Linked DNA regions of Homo sapiens: region 2 is linked to region 1. A link is a loop called in an ENCODE intact Hi-C map of the cell type or tissue named here. Cell type or tissue: heart right ventricle. All regions are shown on one strand. Each heading gives the region's core, and the rest is flanking DNA. Links, peaks and the distances in the headings are about the cores only.

The links. Peaks named below come from ENCODE experiments on the same cell type or tissue, not always from the same donor. Only the 100,000 strongest peaks of a DNase experiment are listed, where the experiment ranks them.
Region 2: it touches region 1 in a loop (2.9-fold over the local background); 34 of 110 quality-filtered maps call a loop at or near these places.

Annotation. Positions count from the first base shown.
Region 1 is chr12:21,507,140-21,517,009 of GRCh38, forward strand. GOLT1B (golgi transport 1B) reads left to right here. Exons shown (of 5, transcript NM_016072.5): 3 at 1,244-1,422; 4 at 5,156-5,237; 5 at 8,530-9,870. The coding sequence ends at 8,568. Among named protein-coding and RNA genes, the nearest start is that of GOLT1B, 10 kb to the left of the region's middle. RefSeq lists a silencer at 3,916-4,113. In heart right ventricle, for the core only: no CTCF peak of the experiment used is centred there; no DNase peak of the experiment used is centred there.
Region 2 is chr12:21,674,744-21,684,679 of GRCh38, forward strand. All of the region lies in intron 1 of KCNJ8-AS1 (KCNJ8 antisense RNA 1), which reads left to right. Among named protein-coding and RNA genes, the nearest start is that of KCNJ8-AS1, 17 kb to the left of the region's middle. In heart right ventricle, for the core only: a CTCF peak has its summit at 5,824 (motif pointing left); no DNase peak of the experiment used is centred there; H3K4me3 peaks cover 568 bases; H3K27ac peaks cover 127 bases.

The DNA.
Region 1 (9,870 bases), core at 4,871-9,870:
TTTAAATAAAAGGTAAACACTTAATGAGGTTTTCTAATTCCATAACTACTCTGTTAAGTGTTTGTCATGAGATTTACAATAGATTAAATGAAGGCTGCCTCTAAATAGGAGTTCAAAATAGATGACTTGATAGTTTCATGTCTTGATAAATCACTAAAGTATTTTTACTTTAAACATCCAAGACTTCACATTTGATTCAGCTGCATAAGATAGATTTTTTTAACCTTTTTAAAAATATATATTTCTATGTTAATGGTTGACTTGCTTAGAAAGGGATCTATGTTGTTTATTTGGAATGTGTACTATGCTATTCATGTGTGGAGGTTATGATCCAGAAATAAATAATAACCCTTCTAAGGTAGTGAAGACACTGTATGTGTGTGTGTGTGTATATATATATATACACACACACATATATATTTGGGCTTTTAACTGGAAATGGGAAAAGATAAAGAATAGCAAAATTGTTCAAAATTGATGTCTTAATAAATGATAATAGCATTAGTATCCTAGAATATGAAGCTTAACCATTAGGCTTAATATGTATTTGTGCGAAATATTTTTCACTAAAGAATGTTAATGGGGAGGGCAAGTATTTGGAAAGAAAACCTGGGGAAAGCAAGCTCTTAATCCATCACCATTTCTTGTCCACAGAATACATTCAAAATATTTGAAAACACATGGTTGTATTTTTATTTCTGCTGCCACCAGATATTCTAGAATTTATAAAACTAGAATCTTCTTGGCTTCACGTTGTTTCTTCTGCTATCAACTTAGCCATGTCAATATTTCTCCCATCCATAGAAACTCCTGTAGCCTATGATGAATATTTCAGAACCAAGAGGAATACCCTTGGGTGACATATTTATGGGCAGCTTTCCTCTTTATGCCTTGCCAACTCATCTGCTTGACTAAGCCTTCCTCATCCAGCTAAAACTAGGAAAACTACTGCAGACACAGATGCCCCTTGGTAACGTCTAATCTTTCTTTGTTTCTCTTTTTCTCCATTTAATCAAGATAGAAGAGGAATGAGACAAGTGGAACAAAGCTACAACTTTAAAATGCATAACCCACTCCTTGGTTCTGCTGCTTGGTTGTACATTACAGTTCTGTCTGGCCAGTTGCCCACATTAAAAGCCAAACAAATGTGCTTCTTTTTTTATATTTAGCTTTGACTTTACGTTTAAAATTTATGCATTGTGTTTAATTACCTTTTCCGTGTTGTATTTTCTTTCTCTTTTAGGTTTTATTTGTAGCCGGCTTGGCTTTTGTAATTGGTTTAGAAAGAACATTCAGATTCTTCTTCCAAAAACATAAAATGAAAGCTACAGGTTTTTTTCTGGGTGGTGTATTTGTAGTCCTTATTGGTTGGCCTTTGATAGGCATGATCTTCGAAATTTATGGATTTTTTCTCTTGTTCAGGTAAGGCATATTATTGTCTCTTTCAGTAAATCAGTGTGTCAGATAGTTAGTACAAAAACTCAGATATTTGCATCAGTTGGAGTAAGATGATGATCATTTCCTTAAATGGAATTTTATTTAGGTTGAATCTTATAGATTTAGATGAAGCAACTATAAAAATGTTTTATCACATGTGAATGATTGCCTAATGGTATAAATTATCTTGTTTTGTCAGCACAATAAAGTTTATTTTATTGGCATTTTAAGGCACCATCTTTATGTTGGATATTTGTATCAACTAAATAGTGGTAGGTAGGTCGGTCGATCGATCAATCGGTAGGTAGGTAGGTAGATAGATAGATAGATAGATAGATAGATAGATCCAGCATTTTGGTGTGTAGAATCTTATACTTCATAGCTACTGCTACTTGATGGAAATTTATTTAGCACATATACGTATTAGAAGATTGTTTACCAAATACACTACTATGGGAGATTTTGAGCAGGTAATATTTTGTAAATGCCAGTTAGCAGATAAACAATAGTATGTGTATATATCTATATGAAAATACCTTTGGCCAGGTGCGGTGGCTCACACCTGTAATCCCAGCACTTTGGGAGGCCGAGGTGGGCGGATCACCTGAGGTCAGGAGGTCAAGACCAGCCTGGCCAGCATGATGAAACCCCGTCTCTACTAAAAATTCAAAAATTAGCTGGCCATGCTGGCAGGCGCCTGTAATCCTAGCTACTCGGGAGGCTGAGGCAGGCGAATTGTTTGAACCTGGGAGGCGGAAGTTGCAGTGAGCCGATCACACCATTGCACTCCAGCCTAGGCAATAGAGCGAGACTCTGTCTCAAAAAAAAAAAAAAAAAAAAAAAAAAAACAGAAAAGAAAATAACTTTAAGTAGGGTTGAGCTTAATTATTTATTCCAGAAATGCATATCCTTTGTCTTCTGTCTGCCAGGCACTGTATTACCCACAGGAGACATAAAAATAAATTAAGTACCAAATCTGCTTTAGAAAATCTCTCATTTCTATTATGGAAAGTAGACTCTAAAAATACCAATAGGATATAGTCATAATGCCATTATAAATGTGTATGCAGAATATTGTGGAAGCATGATTAAAAAATTAGTAAATTCAAGGAGAGGTGAGAAATGTTAACTGATAAACTGGGCTTTGAAGAATGGGTAAGAATTTATCCTATAAACGAGAAAGGGAACGACAGTTAACAGAAGGAACAGACAGGGCCATAAAAACACACAGCTTGTTCTGAAAAGAATGAATACTCTTATAGAACAGGAGCATGTGATCAGTTGAAGGAAATGGTTGGTAATGAAACTGAAAATGAAGCCTGGAGCCAGGTTACAAACTTTCTTTGATGACTTGTTGAGAAAAGTATACCTTATCCTGTAACCAAATTTGGGCTGGGGGAGCAGTGTTTGGAGAAGGTCGGGGGAGTGGGGCACAGAGGTTTTTAAGCCAGAGGTGGTACAACAGGGTAGATGTTTTAGGAAGGTTGTTCTGATATCAGGATAAAGTAGGTATTAAAGAGAAAAACTGAAGTCAGGGGAGCCAGTCAAGAGGCGGTTAATACAGTACAGAATATACAGTGATAAGACTGGAATCTTGGAGTACTTTTGACATTTTAGGGTAGGTGGAGAAAAAGAAGAAAACACTAGAAGAGACTAGGAAAAGAGGTGGGAGAAGAACTAGGAGTAAAGATCATAGTGGCTAAGAGAGAAAAGAGTGAAGAAGAGTTTGTTTTGGCAGATGTATCTTGCAGCAGAAAACTTAAGCACCTTAAGAAGTAAGAAAATCATTGGCTTTCCCAGTTATGTGGGGGTTTTAGTAATGAAGGTTAAAAGCCAAAGCTGATCTTTGAGATGAATAAAAAATGGGAAGTCTTAGTATCATCGACAAGCTTGGAGTAATACACAGGTTTCGTGGTTTAGAGAGCTTTGTGGTATAAATACTAGTTTTTGTTGTTGGGTTTTGTTGTGTTCTGAGATATTCTGAGCTGGAGATTTAGTGCCAAGGGTCTTTGATGTTGTTTTTCTAGATATTTATAACCCTAAATAATGGCATTTGAAATCACACATTTTTATGTTTTAAAACAATACTTAAAACAAAATAAATGATCTTTTGAATTCATTACTACTAGAAAATGATTGTGATTTTCTTTGAAACACGCACATACACCATCAACATAAATACTTGTCTAATTTAAAAATTCTGCTTTCTGTTTAATTCTTTATTTTGACTTCTGCAGATCCATAACAGAATCTTATTGCTTAACTTCTGAATTGTATTCATTGTAGTATTTTCATCCCTATCTAACTCTGTGAAGAAAACAGCTTTTTTTCTGTACTCGTCTTACCACAATCAACACAGAAGACTGCTGTGACCAAATGGGTGGGGGGTTTTCCCGATATCGCAATCAGTTAGTTGTCTGCAACAGACAACAGCTGGGTGTCCTCCCAATATAGTTCTGATACTGTCTACATGGAGATAGCTCCAGATCACACAGGTTGAGGGCTCAGTCCCACAACTGTCCTCCACTCCCAATGATGCCAGCCACAAGCCCCAGGTTGTTTTACCCATGCTTCTGACTGATCAGCTCTAAGTTGGGGTTCCCACGATCCCCTGTTTGGATCAGACTAATTTACTAGAGAGGCTCACAGAGCTCAAGGAAACACTGATGTTTACTAGTTTATTATAAAGGATATTACAAAGGATACAAATAAAGAGATGCATAGGGCAAGGAAAGGGGGGAGGGTCGCAGATCCCCCCCCACCCTCCCCAACCCACCATCCTCCAAGAACATCCTTGTGTTCAGCTATCCGGAAGCTCCCTGAACACTGTCCTTTTGGGTTTTTATGGAGGCTTCATTACTAGGCATGATTGATTAAATTATTGGCCATGAGTGACCAGCTTCACAGCCCCCCTCCCCTTCGTGGAGGTTAGGAGGTAGGGCTCAGATTTCCAGCCCTCTAATCTTGCCTTGGTCTTTCTGGTGACCAGCCCCCATCCTGAAGCTGCCTAGGGGCTGCCAACCATTGATGATAACTCATTAGTATACAAAAAGACATCACCTTGTAGAGACTCTTAAGTATTTTAGGAGTTGTAAGCCAGAAAATGAGGTCAAAGACCAAATATATATTTCACAGTATCACTACATATTTTAAGACCCAGGAAAAGTTTAGTTTCTTTGCATTTTTAAAATAAACTATTTCATTCTCTTCCTATACTGAGGTAGCTTAACTGATCTACTGTCAATTTTAAACTGGTTAGAAGCTGTTTAACTTCTGTAGACTTGTATTTCTACCAAGAAAGAATGAGACATACTGTGAGGATCAGTATCTGGCAGGTAGTCTCTTAGTGTTAACTAAATGTTTTGACCCTTAGTACTTACTTAGTAAATGATAGCTATTATTATTTTCATGGTTCTACACATATGGTCTCAACAGCCCCTTTCTTTTTATCAGTTTCACCCCACACAACTCATAGTTGGAGAAATCTTCAGCAGTTGAGCTAACTCATAATCTGAGTTATATATAGCTAGGCCTCATGTACTTGTCACATTTTTACCAACAATCACAAAATTTTTAATTAAGTTTGTAGTTATTTCTAAGTTTGAAGACCCTCAATTATTCAGAATTTTAACAGGATACTTTCTTTTTCCTTGGTTAGCAATTATTTTGAAAATAGAAAATGTGTAAATATTAAGAACCTTTTTTTTCCCTCTCCCAGGGGCTTCTTTCCTGTCGTTGTTGGCTTTATTAGAAGAGTGCCAGTCCTTGGATCCCTCCTAAATTTACCTGGAATTAGATCAGTAAGTAATCATGTATATTTTAGGCCAACAAAATACGTATTTTGATGCTTTTTACTTCTAGAAATTTGAGTAATTGATACTTGGTTAATTGCTGAGTTTTGTATTATGATATAGTTACTTCACATAGATCATGAGTACCATGAAGACCAAAAAATAATTATTGCTAAACCTATAAAATGTGAAATTTTGTTTTACCGTATCCATTTCTGGATCCATATTCTCTATTTTTTAATGTTACTCAGATTTGATATGCTATGCTACCTTTCTCTTTGAGAGTTCAGGGCATTTTTTATTTAACTTTTATATAATCTCTAATTTTAGAAGCAATAATGTAAAAAGGAAACCATTATTTCCTACAAATATTTTGTTTCTCAGACTGTATCACCAATAGACTAGATTCAGACAATTAAATAAGGCCGGGTGTGGTGGCTCACACCCTGCACTTTGGGAGGCTGAGGTGGGTGAATTGCTTGAGCCTAGGAGTTCGAGACCAGCCTGGGCAACATGGTGAAACCCCATCTCTACCCCCGCAAATACAAAAATTAGCTGGGTGTGATGGTATGCCTATAGTCCCAGCTACTCGAGAGACTGAGGTGAGAGGATTGGCTTGGGCCTAGGGGGTCAAGGCTGCAGTGAGCCATGATTGTGCCACTGCACTTTAGCCTGGGTGGGTGACACAGTAAGACCCTGTCTCAAAAAAAAAAAAAAAAAAAAAAGAGTTGAATAAAGCACTATTATACTGGGATTCAGATGGTAAGAGTCTATTCCCAGCTCTGTTTACAGTTTGAACAAGCTTGTCAAATTTGTTTTCCAGTGTGTGCCTTGGTTTCCACCTTGATAAAATAAAGGGAATCAAATCAGACAAGAGTTAAAGAGAATGTTTTCAAAGTTAACAAATAGAGTTTCTTCCTTTTATTCAATATTCATTCAACAAATGTTTCGTACTAAACTGCTACCTTGAAGGTTGTAACATCTTTTGGTGGAGTCTTAGAAGGCCATTCAGAATTCAGCTTATTTTTTGCCACCTTGGGAAAAGCTTTCCTGACTCCCTGTGGCTGACTCGGGGTGTGCTTCTATAACATTCCTGTGCACAACTCTATCATAGCATTTACCTCTGTTTTTTTCTTTGTTTTTGTTTTTTCTTAGAGAGAGTCTCAAACTCTTGGGCTCAAGCAATGCCCCCACCTCAGCCTCCCAAAGTGCTGGGATTACAGGTGTGAGCCACCACACCCAGCCTTACCTCTCATTTAATTGTCAAAAAAAAAAGGCTTCAGGCCATGCATGGTGGTTCACTCCTGTAATTCCAGCACTTTGGGAGGCCAAGGTGGAAGGATTGCTTGAACCAGGAGATCAAGGCTGTGTTAAGCGATGCTCACACCGCCACACTATAGCCTGGGCAATAGGGCAAAACCTTGTCTCAAACAAAAAAGAAAAAAGAGAAAGGAAAGGAGAAAGGGAGGCACTTCCATGTAAAACTACAGTCCTTGAGGGCAGAGACAGGTTGTATTTTAGTCATTGTTCTATCCCCAGTGACCCAGCATAATATCTGCCGTATAATGGAAACTCAAAATATTTTCTGCTAAGCAAGTGAGTGAAGGATGGCATTTTGTTGACCTCAGGGAACTTGCTCAATTTCAAGACAAGACCAGATGACTGTCTCTTAGCCTACCTCCTCAGTTTCAAAACTAAACAAAATCCTTAATTTCTAAAAGAATCTAGGTGATCTAGAATTCAGCTGAGTTGGCTACAATCCTTTTGGCTCTAGGTCAGACCCATATCAGAAGTATTCATATCCTTCTTTGGATTGGTTTCATAGATCCAACTCTGTCCTAAATAACTAGGATAAACTAGCTTTATAGGAAAACTTAAAAGACTACAAGTTCCAGTTAGGTTCAGGGAAGTTAATCAACTTTCTAAAGTTGTTCACAGATTTTTATAGATGTTTCTAGAGAGAAAGTTCATAGCATTTTATTGAATGCTCAAAGAGCTAAAGAATGGCTTACCTATGGAAGAATAAGTACCACTATAAGCCTAATCCCATTTCCATCCCCAGGGTAATTTTAGGGTCAGAACCTTACAGCCAAGACAATCTAAATATTTCAAGTTACCTTTGGAGAGAGAATATTGTGCTTTCTCTCCACTTAAATTTACCTTAAAATTCTAATAAATCCATGAATTCTTTGAGAGCAACTTTTAGTTTCAGTGGCCAGCCACCTGTTTGTGATAATATAACAAAATGTTGGAATGTAGGCTTATAGGGGTATACTCTGATTTCATTTGCATTAATCTGCAAATTCATACAGTGGTCAGTGTTATTTATACCTAGAATGGCTTTTGAATGTACTGAAACTTCTAGTTACAGAGTTGTAATCATTATTTGTGCCCTTAATTTAAGGATTCTCAAGAATTTGCATAAATGGACACCCAATACAATAGAATATGTTTCTTATCGTTATTCATCATGATAAGTGCTTATGTAAACATGTGAATCGTGAAACAAAATAAATGATCAGATGATTACTAGAATTTGATAGTATAACCACCTGGGTTATATAACTTTTAATGTCTCTACCAATTATATACAATATCAGTCTTTACATCACCATCTGGAATGTTAAAAAAAAAAAAAAAGCCCAACTGCTTTATGTTTGGGGTGGAGTAACCAAAGTAAATAACCACTTACAGTAATGTGTGTTAAAATTTATATTCAATAATTATAAATTTATGCTTACATCATTAAATCTATCTTTAATGTCATTACCACTTTCAATCCAAAGTCCAGAATACACATTTAAAGTATTTTTAGTCAATAACTGTTGTTAACTATTGAACTTAATGGAGTTAAATCTGTTTGTCCAAAGACTACATAGGCCCAGAAGAGATCCACAGTAATGGTCAGTTGAAATATCTTATTGGGTTCATTAATGCATGAATGGCTGACATTTCAGTTTTTTTTATGTTTTTATTTTTTATTTTTTGTTAAGCTAGCAGTGTTATCTTCATCTTATACAATTTCTTTATTCATTGTGTTGCATTTTTCATGTTGCACCCTTAAATTCATATGTATAACATGTCATGCAAAAAACAACTTTTAGAAAAAAAAATTTTATACACGTTTATGTATCAGAAGATGATGGTGAGTAGTACTGGATTAGTCATTGTCAGTCATACCTTAAATTTCCACAACTCTTCTTGTAAGGCTGGGTTTTTAAAATCAACATTTTAAATATTGATATAATGTTTTATAATGTTCCGGGCTTTCTTTAATTCTCTGTTTTTCTTCTCCTTACAGTTTGTAGATAAAGTTGGAGAAAGCAACAATATGGTATAACAACAAGTGAATTTGAAGACTCATTTAAAATATTGTGTTATTTATAAAGTCATTTGAAGAATATTCAGCACAAAATTAAATTACATGAAATAGCTTGTAATGTTCTTTACAGGAGTTTAAAACGTATAGCCTACAAAGTACCAGCAGCAAATTAGCAAAGAAGCAGTGAAAACAGGCTTCTACTCAAGTGAACTAAGAAGAAGTCAGCAAGCAAACTGAGAGAGGTGAAATCCATGTTAATGATGCTTAAGAAACTCTTGAAGGCTATTTGTGTTGTTTTTCCACAATGTGCGAAACTCAGCCATCCTTAGAGAACTGTGGTGCCTGTTTCTTTTCTTTTTATTTTGAAGGCTCAGGAGCATCCATAGGCATTTGCTTTTTAGAAATGTCCACTGCAATGGCAAAAATATTTCCAGTTGCACTGTATCTCTGGAAGTGATGCATGAATTCGATTGGATTGTGTCATTTTAAAGTATTAAAACCAAGGAAACCCCAATTTTGATGTATGGATTACTTTTTTTTGTAAACATGGTTAAAATAAAACTTTTGTGGTTCTTCTGAATCTTAATATTTCAAAGCCAGGTGAAAATCTGAACTAGATATTCTTTGTTGGAATATGCAAAGGTCATTCTTTACTAACTTTTAGTTACTAAATTATAGCTAAGTTTTGTCAGCAGCATACTCCGGAAAGTCTCATACTTCTTGGGAGTCTGCCCTCCTAAGTATCTGTCTATATCATTCATTACGTGTAAGTATTTAACAAAAAAGCATTCTTGACCATGAATGAAGTAGTTTGTTTCATAGCTTGTCTCATTGAATAGTATTATTGAAGATACTAAATGATGCAAACCAAATGGATTTTTTCCATGTCATGATGTAATTTTTCTTTCTTCTTTCTTTTTTTTAAATTTTAGCAGTGGCTTATTATTTGTTTTTCATAAATTAAAATAACTTTTGATAATGTTTACTTTAAGACATGTAACATGTTAAAAGGTTAAACTTATGGCTATTTTTAAAGGGCTATTCATTTAATCTGAGTTTTCCCTTATTTTCAGCTTTTTCCTAGCATATAATAGTCATTAAGCATGACATATCCTTCATATGATCACTCATCTTGAGTTAATTAGAAAATACCTGAGTTCACGTGCTAAAGTCATTTCACTGTAATAAACTGACTGTGGTTTCTTAAGAACATGACACTAAAAAAAAAGTGTTTTTTTTCCACCGTTGCTGATTATTAGACAGTAGGAAATAGCTGTTTTCTTTAGTTTTACAAGATGTGACAGCTTTAGTGGTAGATGT
Region 2 (9,936 bases), core at 2,901-7,900, 170 kb after region 1:
TGATATTGTGAAGTGTGTATTTGGTCTTCTTCCCTGTTTCCTGGTATACAACCCCTAAAATCCATGGAATCTCCAAAGTGATGTGTCCTTTTGTTTGCTAATGAGTTGATTGGTGGCTGGTGGTCCTAGGTAGTTTCAGGACCAAGGCAGGATTAGAGGGCTGGAATTTTTCAGCCTTCTCCCCACACCCTGCCACCTCCAGGGAGGGGACAGGGGCTGAAGGTTTAGTTGATCACCAATGGTTTCATCAGTCATGACTCTGTAATGAAGGCTCCATAAAAACAAAAAAGGACTGGGTTCTGAGACTTTCCAGGTTCTTGGAGGGTGGCATGACTGTGGAGGACATAGAAGCTCCACTCTCCTTCCCACATGGCTTGTTTTATGTATCTCTTCATCCATATCCTTTGTAATATCCTTAATAACAAACTGGTAAATAAACCTGAGTTCTGTGAGCTGCTCTAACGAATTAATCAAACCTGAGGAGGGAGCGTGGGAATCCTGATTTATAGCCAGTTGCTCAGAAGCACGGGTAAAATAACCTGGGGCTTTTGGTTGGCATCGGAAGTGGGAGGGCAGTCTTGTGGGACTGAGCCCTCATTCTGTGGGATCTGATGCTATCTCTAGGCAAATAGTCTCAGAATTGAATAGAATTAAAGGACACTCAGCTGGTTTCTGCTGCAGAGTTGCTTGTTTGCTTGTGGCGTGGGGAAAATCTACACATACCTGGTGTCAGAATTGCTTCATTGCTGGTTAAGAGAAATCCTCACACATTTTGGAGACCAGACCAGAGGTCACAGAAGTGTTCCATGTGGATTGTGTTGTGGACAGTAGAGAGTAGGAAAAATGTTTCGGTTTTTCTATATCTTTACAATGGCTTCCTTTTTTGTTAAACAGACCAATGAATGAAGATGATATGAGAACATGGAAGCCTCAGACCCGTTGGCAATGCTCCTTCTCCCCCTCCTCCTTCTCTTCCTCCTATTCTTTGATATGTTTTGCATGTTTACCTTGATGCATTCCTGACCTCTCTTCCTAGACCCAAGTTTGAACAGGTTAGAAAATACATGTTTACAAGGCTTTCAAAATCTTCCTAAGTGTAAGTGGATGATTCACATCAGGGCAACCTGAGACTGATCTCTCCACTTTGAATGTTCCACCAGCCATGTGGAAGAAAGATCATCTTAGGGCATGCCTGCAGACTTACAATTTCACAGAAATTCGAACCTGTAAAAGGACAGTACCATTCCCTATTATATTCCCACATTCCTAGCACACAGTAATCGTCAATAGGTATTTGATGGATACTTTTTTTTTTCATCTCACTGAACTACTGATACTTTCTCTTTTCAGTATTCACAATACTGGCCTTTTTAGTGCATATCAGTGTAATTTAAAGAGTAGAGTGTAAAATTTTCTCTTCCTTTGATTTTGAAAATCTACTGCTATTAAATCTGCCGTTAGGGTGACCCTAACTTAGACTTCCTGGGTTTGGTTATTAGCTCTTCTTGCATCTGTCCTAAATATTGGTGGTTCCTAGGATTTAGTGTGATGCCAGCATCTCACCCACAGTCTATGGTGCTTGAGCTATTACACCATTCCAGTGGCATCAACAGTTTGTTACCCTTGATGGCTACCACCTGACCTTTTCTCCTGAGTCTCAGACCTCTATTTTAGCTATCTTCTGGATACATTTGCCTGGAATCCTTACAGGCACCTTAGACTCAGCCTGTCTCTGAAGAAGCACCTCTACATGCTATTTCTTCCTTATGGCAGCTGTCAAATATTGAGAAATATTTCTCTGAATGTATGTCTTAAAATGTAACAAAAGATGTCATTTATTTTTTAATATGCCTAGACTCTGTGTGAAAGGTTAATGAATACTACAAATGGTTGCTTCTGGGGAGGAAGAAAGGTTACTTTGTGTTGTTTATCTTTTGATATCTTTTAAATTTTATGCCACAGACAGGTACACTTCTTTATACAACGATAATAGTGTAATGAAAAGGAAAGGGAAATATTTATCATAAAAATTCACATACCAAAAACTGACCACTTGAGAACTCACCTATAAGGGAACTGGCCCATTTCCTTTCAAAGTATACTTTGCTGAAAGTGAGACAGAAGATAATTTATTCATGAGTACTTGCTCCTTTTAAACAAGCTTGTTCAAAGGCTGTGGTATTGTTTCAAGTTCTCTTGAACACAAAGTCAAGGGTTGTGAACTTTAAGCCACCTGAATTTAAATACTGAGTGCATGTATCACACGCATATGTGCACTGTTATTCATTCAAAAACATTTCTCAGTGCCAGGCACTGAGTTAAGATCTGAGGACACAGAATTAAATAACTCAGAGTTCCTGTACTCAAATCGCTCACAGTTTAGAGGCCCTATTGATACGGAAGGCCAGCAGGGAAGTGCTAGGTAGAGGAGGGCTATGGTCCCCGGCTAGGGTTCCGTTCCCGGCTAGGGTTCCATCCCCAGGCCTGCGCCCACAGACCTAGGTGAGGACAGGCATTTATGTTTTCCTGCCCAAATGTTGCATTTCCCAAGACCACCCTGGCCGGCCACGTCCCCATCCTGTGCCTATAAAACCCCCTGAGACCCTACCAGGCAGAGACACAAGCAGCTGGACGTCAAGAGGAGCACACTGGCGGAGGAACACACAAGCAGCTGGACGTCGAGAGCACATCGACAGGCACCAGCAGGCCATCGACAGGTGGAACAACGTGGGGTTTGGACGGGGTGGTCAGAGGAGAGCCCGGCTGCTGAGTGACCTGACTCCAACAGGAAAACCATCTTCCTACTCTGTCTCCCTTCTGGCTCCCCCATCTGCTGAGAGCTACTTCCACTCAATAAAACCTTGCATTCATTCTCCAAGCCCACGTGAGATCCAATTCTTCGGGTACACCAAGGCAAGAAACCCCAGGGTACAGAAAGCCTTCTGTCCTTGAGATAAGGCAGGGAGTCTAATTGAGCTAACGCAGGCTGCCTACAGATGGCTAAAATAAAAGAGCACCTGAAAAAGTGAGCCACACCCCCATCTCATGCCCTGCATGGGGGACAAGGGAACTTTTCCGGTTTCAACATGAAATGATGTGTTATTGTGCAGGCGATATCTGGGGCATCTGGCCTTGCTGTGAACAGAAAGGGTTTAGGCAGCCAGGTGAGGCTTTCTGAAAGACAGGGTCTGTGCTCTTAAGGTGGAGCTGAATTAGGAGAGAGAGGAGGTGAGCAGGAGCAAAAACACTGAGATCTGGAATGCCGAACTGTAAACTAGGGAGAGGAGCAATTTGGAGTTGTCAGAGCTTGTGTGAGGTAGCTAATGATGACTTTAGATGCGTCATCTTCCTAACTGAATTCAAGAACTCTGGCTGTGTGTGTGTGGTGGGTGTGTGTGTTATGTGTTTAAACCAGGGAATGTCTTATGTGCCTAATATTTTTATTTCCTGAAGAGTTTTAGTTTAACTTTTGCACTGCCTAAAGTCATGTCAATTGATGTAAGTCTTTCTAACCTTTGAGTAAACCCATAAAACCTCTGAATTTTATATAAAATTGTGCGTATATGCATGTGGACATTTTCCCAGGGTGAGAGTCCAGATAGCCTCATCAGTGGTTTCCCAAAAAGGATCTCTCTCTCTCTCTTTCTTTCTTTCTCTTTCCCTCTCTCTCTTTCTTGCTTTCTTTCTCTCTCTCACACACACACATGTGCGTGTGCACACAAACTCAAGACATGGACACTTCATTAGTTATAAACTTTTAAAATACAGATAACTCTGGAAGGATTAAAAAAACCTCTTATTTATTCCAGCCATTCCCAAACATTGAGCATTCCACTGCCAATGCATGAGAAACACTTTACCCATCTGAAGGGTAATACATTTACCAGCTGAATACATTTCTGGTGGCTTCATATTGGTTGATTATTCCAGGACGCATAGACTACACTATTTTTATACCTAGTAGCTATTGTACAAATTCATATAAACCCTTGGATTAAAGGTGTTTAGGATATAGAGCTATATCATTCCATGGAATCCTTCTGTCATTTTTACTGAGCCACAAAGTCCTCCCAGAAGCTGGGGAGTTTACTGTGTAAGCTTTCCTCATCTATGTGTGGGCTGTATAAACACAGCCTGTTAGCATGTATTTGAAAGTAAGTAGGTAATCTTGGGGGAAAACTATACTGCATAAATTGGGTTAGAAATGTATTTCCTTTCTTCCTAAACCACACTTAGTTTCTTTCAATGCTGTTTTTTTAAAGTCCTTTTAGTTTGTTTGAAAAATAAGTTACAGAACTATTTCTAACAGAAGATTGATTTTTTCTGCCTGTCACGATGTACCTACAAGGAAAGGGAAATGAGAATGTGTGTGAGACACAAACACATTATCTGAGCAATGATAAGCATAGTCATTTCCTAAATTAACTGACAGTTATGTTCTTCCTTTCCCCAGCTAGTTAATTATGTCAGAGCATTTCAAGTTTATTATGACTCTGGCAATGAAACTGACAGGAAGAAAATAATACAATGGATGAGTTTAATTCTGAGAGATACCATACAGAAAAGAAAACATAATGGACTTTGTCTTAATGAACTGACAACTTTCTCTTCTTTGGTAAAATCTTCCTTCTTGCTTACCTATACTTATGACACATGTTCAACTGAAAATTGCAAGATAAACATATACAACATGTACATTATGGGAAAATTGATTTTATACATTCCAAGAAAATACACAGTTGCAAAAGAAGAACACAGAAGCAGTCAAGGAATGATGCCTAGGGAATGTTTCGTAAAAAGTATTTTGAAGCAAGGTGTGTACATGGATTGAAAAAGAGTAAAGCAAGAAATTTTTTTAAATGGGAGAATGAGTGTAATGGATGGAAGTGGGAACAACAGTGATGATCACAGAAGGTATATGGTTTGCTAAACAGGACTGAGGGATGAGTGTTGCAGAGCAGAGAGAAATGCTGAATGTGGAATAGTTTGCAAGAGGTTTTAACTGTTAGGAAAATGTGGCAAACTGTTCTGTTTGTTTCTAGGCCAAGCATATAATGTAAGCCTTTTGAACGATTCCTGTGCATTGTCAACAGAGCCTGACCCTGTATTTCACATATTTTCTAGATATTTAAGAAACAATACAAAATAACAGCCATTTGAATACTGCTCTGAGGCTTAGGCCACAAAATTCCAGGGAAGGAACTGATATTTGGAACAACATCAAAGACCTTACACAATTTCCAAAGTAAGATTAACTAAATTTACTGTAATTTATTGAAACCACTGTTCCATATCTGCAAGTTAAAGTGAACCTCAAATTAAACAATTATAAGAAAAAGGTAATGTTTTAGCTCTTGAAACTTTCCAAGGACAATGAATAAAATAACTGGAAATTCAAGTTTGGGCCGAAGTTTAAAGACTTTTGTTTGGGCCGGGCGCGGTGGCTCACGCTTGTAATCCCAGCACTTTGGGAGGCGAGGCGGGCGGATCACGAGGTCAGGAGATCGAGACCATCCTGGCTAACACGGTGAAACCCCGTCTCTACTAAAAAAAATACAAAAAAATTAGCCGGGCGTGATGGTGGGCGCCTGTAGTCCTAGCTAGTCGGGAGGCTGAGGCAGGAGAATGGCGTGAACCCGGGAGGCGGAGCTTGCAGTGAGCTGAGATTGCGCCACTGCACTCCCGCCTGGGCCACAGAGCGAGACTCCGTCTCAAAAAAAAAAAAAAAAAGACTTTTGACACCCAATCTCTCTTTGCAGCAATAGCTGCCAAAGTTGTGACTACCAGTAATGTTCTTAAATACTGCCACCTGCTGGAAGTTCTCTAGAAATACTGTGCACAATGTTAAATGAGTGCTTCCAACATTTTCTATTTCAGTCCGAACGTATTCATCTCTATTCTTTCCGTGAAATCATTCACAGCTAGAGACAAAGGGAACTGGAAAATGTAGCAGCAGTGCTGAAAATTTGTATTTTTCTGTTAATTTATGATTTTTTATTGATTTTCATAAGCTTAAAATTGTTGTTTTGCTTATCTTCTCATTAGACGTCGAGTTACTAAGAAGATAAGTTTAAGACTGAGACATATAGTTCAACCAAGACTCCACTACTTGCTAACTTTGTAGTTTTAGGTAAATTGCTTAAACCTTCTAAGCCTCAGTTAACTCTTTTATAAACTGGAAAATTCTGAAGATTAGCGTTACTAAATGTAAAACACTAGTACCTAGTATGCATTTAATTACGGTTGTTTATGGAAACTATGATAATAAAGACAATAGTTTGGAGATTTGAAACGGCTCTTATTGGGGGAGGCATTTGGGATCTTAATCCAAGTCTTTTGTGTGGTGGTGGTGGTGGTATAGCTTCTGCAAGGCCAATGTGCAAGCTCTGATGCTCCCATTGTGGGAGCCTTGGTTAGGGATCACCAGGGAAAAAGTACTGAAGAGATAGCTATGAAGCAGTTATGATGTGCAAGAAGCATTTTGCTAGTACTCTTAGAGAACTTAGCATTGGCATCTTCCCTTGGAGCCACATACCCAGGAAACATTTGCTTAGGGCAAAATGAGGACTTTCCTTCACTCTATGCCCTGAGAGCACTCAACTTCCAACATGAGGGAAAATTGTGTTTTATGTTTCCTGTGTATGCAAGGAAATGATTAGGTGATATCTTTAAACACCAACTCCTATCCCTCCTCCCAATCTCAATGACAAAAAACAAACAAATCAGGCCAGGCATGGTCGGTGGTTCACACCTAAATCCCAGCACTTTGGGAGGCCAAGGTGGGCAAATCACTTGAAGTCAGGGGTTTAAGATCAACCTGGCCACCATGGTGAAACCCCTTCTCTACTAAAAATACAAAAATTAGCTGGGCATAGTGGCATACGTCTTTAGTCCCTGCTACTTGGGAGGCCTGAGGCAGGAGAATTGCTTGAACCTGGGAGGCAGAGGTTTCAGTGAGCCGAGATCATACCACTGCACTCCAGTCCGGACGACAGAGTGAAACCCCGTCTCAAAAAAAAAAAAAAAAAATTAGCCAGGTGTGGTGGCGGGTGCCTGTAATCCCAGCTACCTGGGAGGCTGAGACAGGAGAATCGCTTGAATTGGGGAGGCGGAGGTTGTAGTGAGTTGAGCCACTGTACTCCAGCCTGGGTGACAGAGTAAGTGAGACTTTATCTCAAAAAACAAAAATAATAAATAAATAAAAATGTTTATTCATGTTCCTTATATATGGCCTTTTGAGTTTCTACAAGGTGATATCTACTTTATCAACAAACTGAATGTCCTTTAAGCCCTTTGATTTCAGTTTTATAAGATAGTTGTCTTCAAGTTCTTGTTAGTTTTGCGCAATCTAGACCTCATACCACCTATGGTTAACTGACCAAAGGCACTATTTGTGAAGATCTGTCTGAAGCAGGTACAGGCACAAAAACAAGGCCAAAGCTGAGAGTAGAAAAAAATCACAATTCAACATTAAAGTGCTGGGGCATTTGAGGAACGAAAGTCTTTGTTGGCACATTGCTTTCACACTTACCTGGGATATTCTGCTCCCAGATATGTTCTGGGAACCTCAGGAGTATTTGACTAGCCTGACCCATGCTTGGTCATCAATTCTGGATGAAAAGTATCTACTCATAATCTGAGCATTTAATGGTTCTTGGATATTGTATCTTTTTTTGTTAAGTGGGGCTGTTTTTTCCTGTTTCTTTAATTTTGATACCAGTTTTCACAGACAAAAAGCTGCTCATTTTCTAGGAGCTAACTTACTTTTAATGGCTTAATTTATATTTATGGAATAAAGCAGACAACTGAACTTATTCTTTGATACTGTCATTTTTTTTTCATAATATAAATTGCCCTTCAGCCTAGACAAAACAGCTGAAGCCAATCTTGAGTTACCTATCTTGGGATTAAAGTGACTATAGTAGTGGTGGTAAAGCAGACAAGTTTCATCTAGCTCTTTTGTCCTGTTTTGAGTACTAAATTTTTGAAGGTTTTAGTTATTTTCATTGCCATATATCATAAATTCTGCAGAGTAAAGAATTCTGGCCATTGGAGAACATTGTTTTACATCCTTAATTACTGTACATTAATCTCTTATGGACTCAGTCAACTTTAAACTCTACTTCACAGGGATTGTTAGAAGAGGCAGCTAAGAAAGGTGAGCCTAGAAAAATCCTTTGTCTGGCCTCTCAGTAAATAGGTCTGGAGAACTGACTTACTGATAGAGAAAGAAGGGATACTCTACCTGTCCTCAGAATCCATTCCTCTTTTGCCCAGTAGTGTATTCTCTGTGTCTAGTACAGGGCTTGGAAAACAATGTATTTTCAAATAATGTGTTTGTTTGAATAAATGAGATGAATGGTATTAACAGCCCTCTGCCTTTTAAAAAGCAGCAAAATAGTGACCACCATTGATTTCTGAATCTCCAGATCTCATCACTGGAAAGTTCTCTGACCTATTTCTAGCAGAGAAAATGATTTTCTTGCTCATCATTTTTGGGAGTGCTCTTCTCTTGCCATGCCAGGCATATTCCTCTTCCCAATCAGTCAGAGATCACATGTGGAGCTATTCTTGGATTTTGAAACCATCGGCCCTTGCCAAGGTGTGTGGAATGGCTGCAAAATTATATAACTCTGTATGCATCCACCTTTCTGTTGCAATGTGCCCTTCGTCTCACTCTCTTTAAGGACGGATCTTTATGGCTGGCCCTGAACACAAAAGTAAAATTTGTTTTGTGTTCCTATAAATGAATCTTTGGGGATTAAAGAATCTAGTTTGCAGTCATTTTCTTCTCTGTTTCCTATTCTTATTTTTGTTTTGTTTTGTTGTTCTTTTGTACTTCACTTAAGTTCTCTTGATTCTTCACTCTTAAGTAACTCAGATGTCCCCACTTTTTTTTTTTTTTTTTTTTTTTTTTTTGAGATGCTCTGTCACCCAGGCTGGAGTGCAGTGGCACAATCTTGGCTCACTGCAACCACTGCCTGCTGGGTTCAAGCAATTCTCCTGCCTTAGCCTCCCAACTAGCTGGGACTACAGGCGTGTACCACAATGCCAGCCTAATTTTTTGTATTTTTAGTAGAGATGGGGTTTCACCATGCTGGCCAGGCTGGTTTTGAACTCCTGACTTCATGATCAGCCTGCCTTGGCCTCCCAAAGTGCTGGGATTACAGGCATAAGCCACTGCACCTGGCCCAGTGTCCCCACTTTTTAGTCTCTGTTTCTAAAGCCAGCCTCCCTCTTCAGTCTACTTCAGATCAGTTGCCTTGCAATAAGAACCATCAAGGAAGACAGTGCCTTTAGAAGACTTCTGAAATTGTATTGATAGCCATTTCATTCCATTCTTATTTCCACATCAAATTAAATAAGAAACAACTATTACTCCCCTATCATCTAGTGCACCTTAGCTCAAAGGCATCACAGAACCTACATTTGCTAAAAACTTCTAACTTGAGGCTTGCTAATGCTGGTCTCTGGGGTCACACAGATGATGCAAAACCCAGTCAGTCAGGATGGGATTGAGGAGATTATTCTCCATTGAAGTCCACCCAGGTGGTCAACTGCAGATTTAGGTTGGGTTTGGAGTGGAAGGTCTTCACAGAATGGAGTGCCTTAACAAGCTAAGGATATTAGAATTAATTGAAAAGTGGCAAATAATTACTGCCTCCTTTCACTTCTTGTATCTTTGTTTGATGTCTTTCAAAATTTTTGGAAAATTCTGTTATTATTTCTTTACATATTTCTCTAGACAAAGAGCTTGGCATATTCATAGAACAGAAAGGCTGTCAAAGTCACTGGTACAGAATGAGCAAGGGAAGAGTGATGAGATGAGGAGGGTGGGCATGGACCAGGTTATACAGGTCCTTGTAGGCTAATAGTAAAGATTTCAATGTTATTTGTCCTTTTTATTATGGAAATTTTCAAATGTACACCAAAATA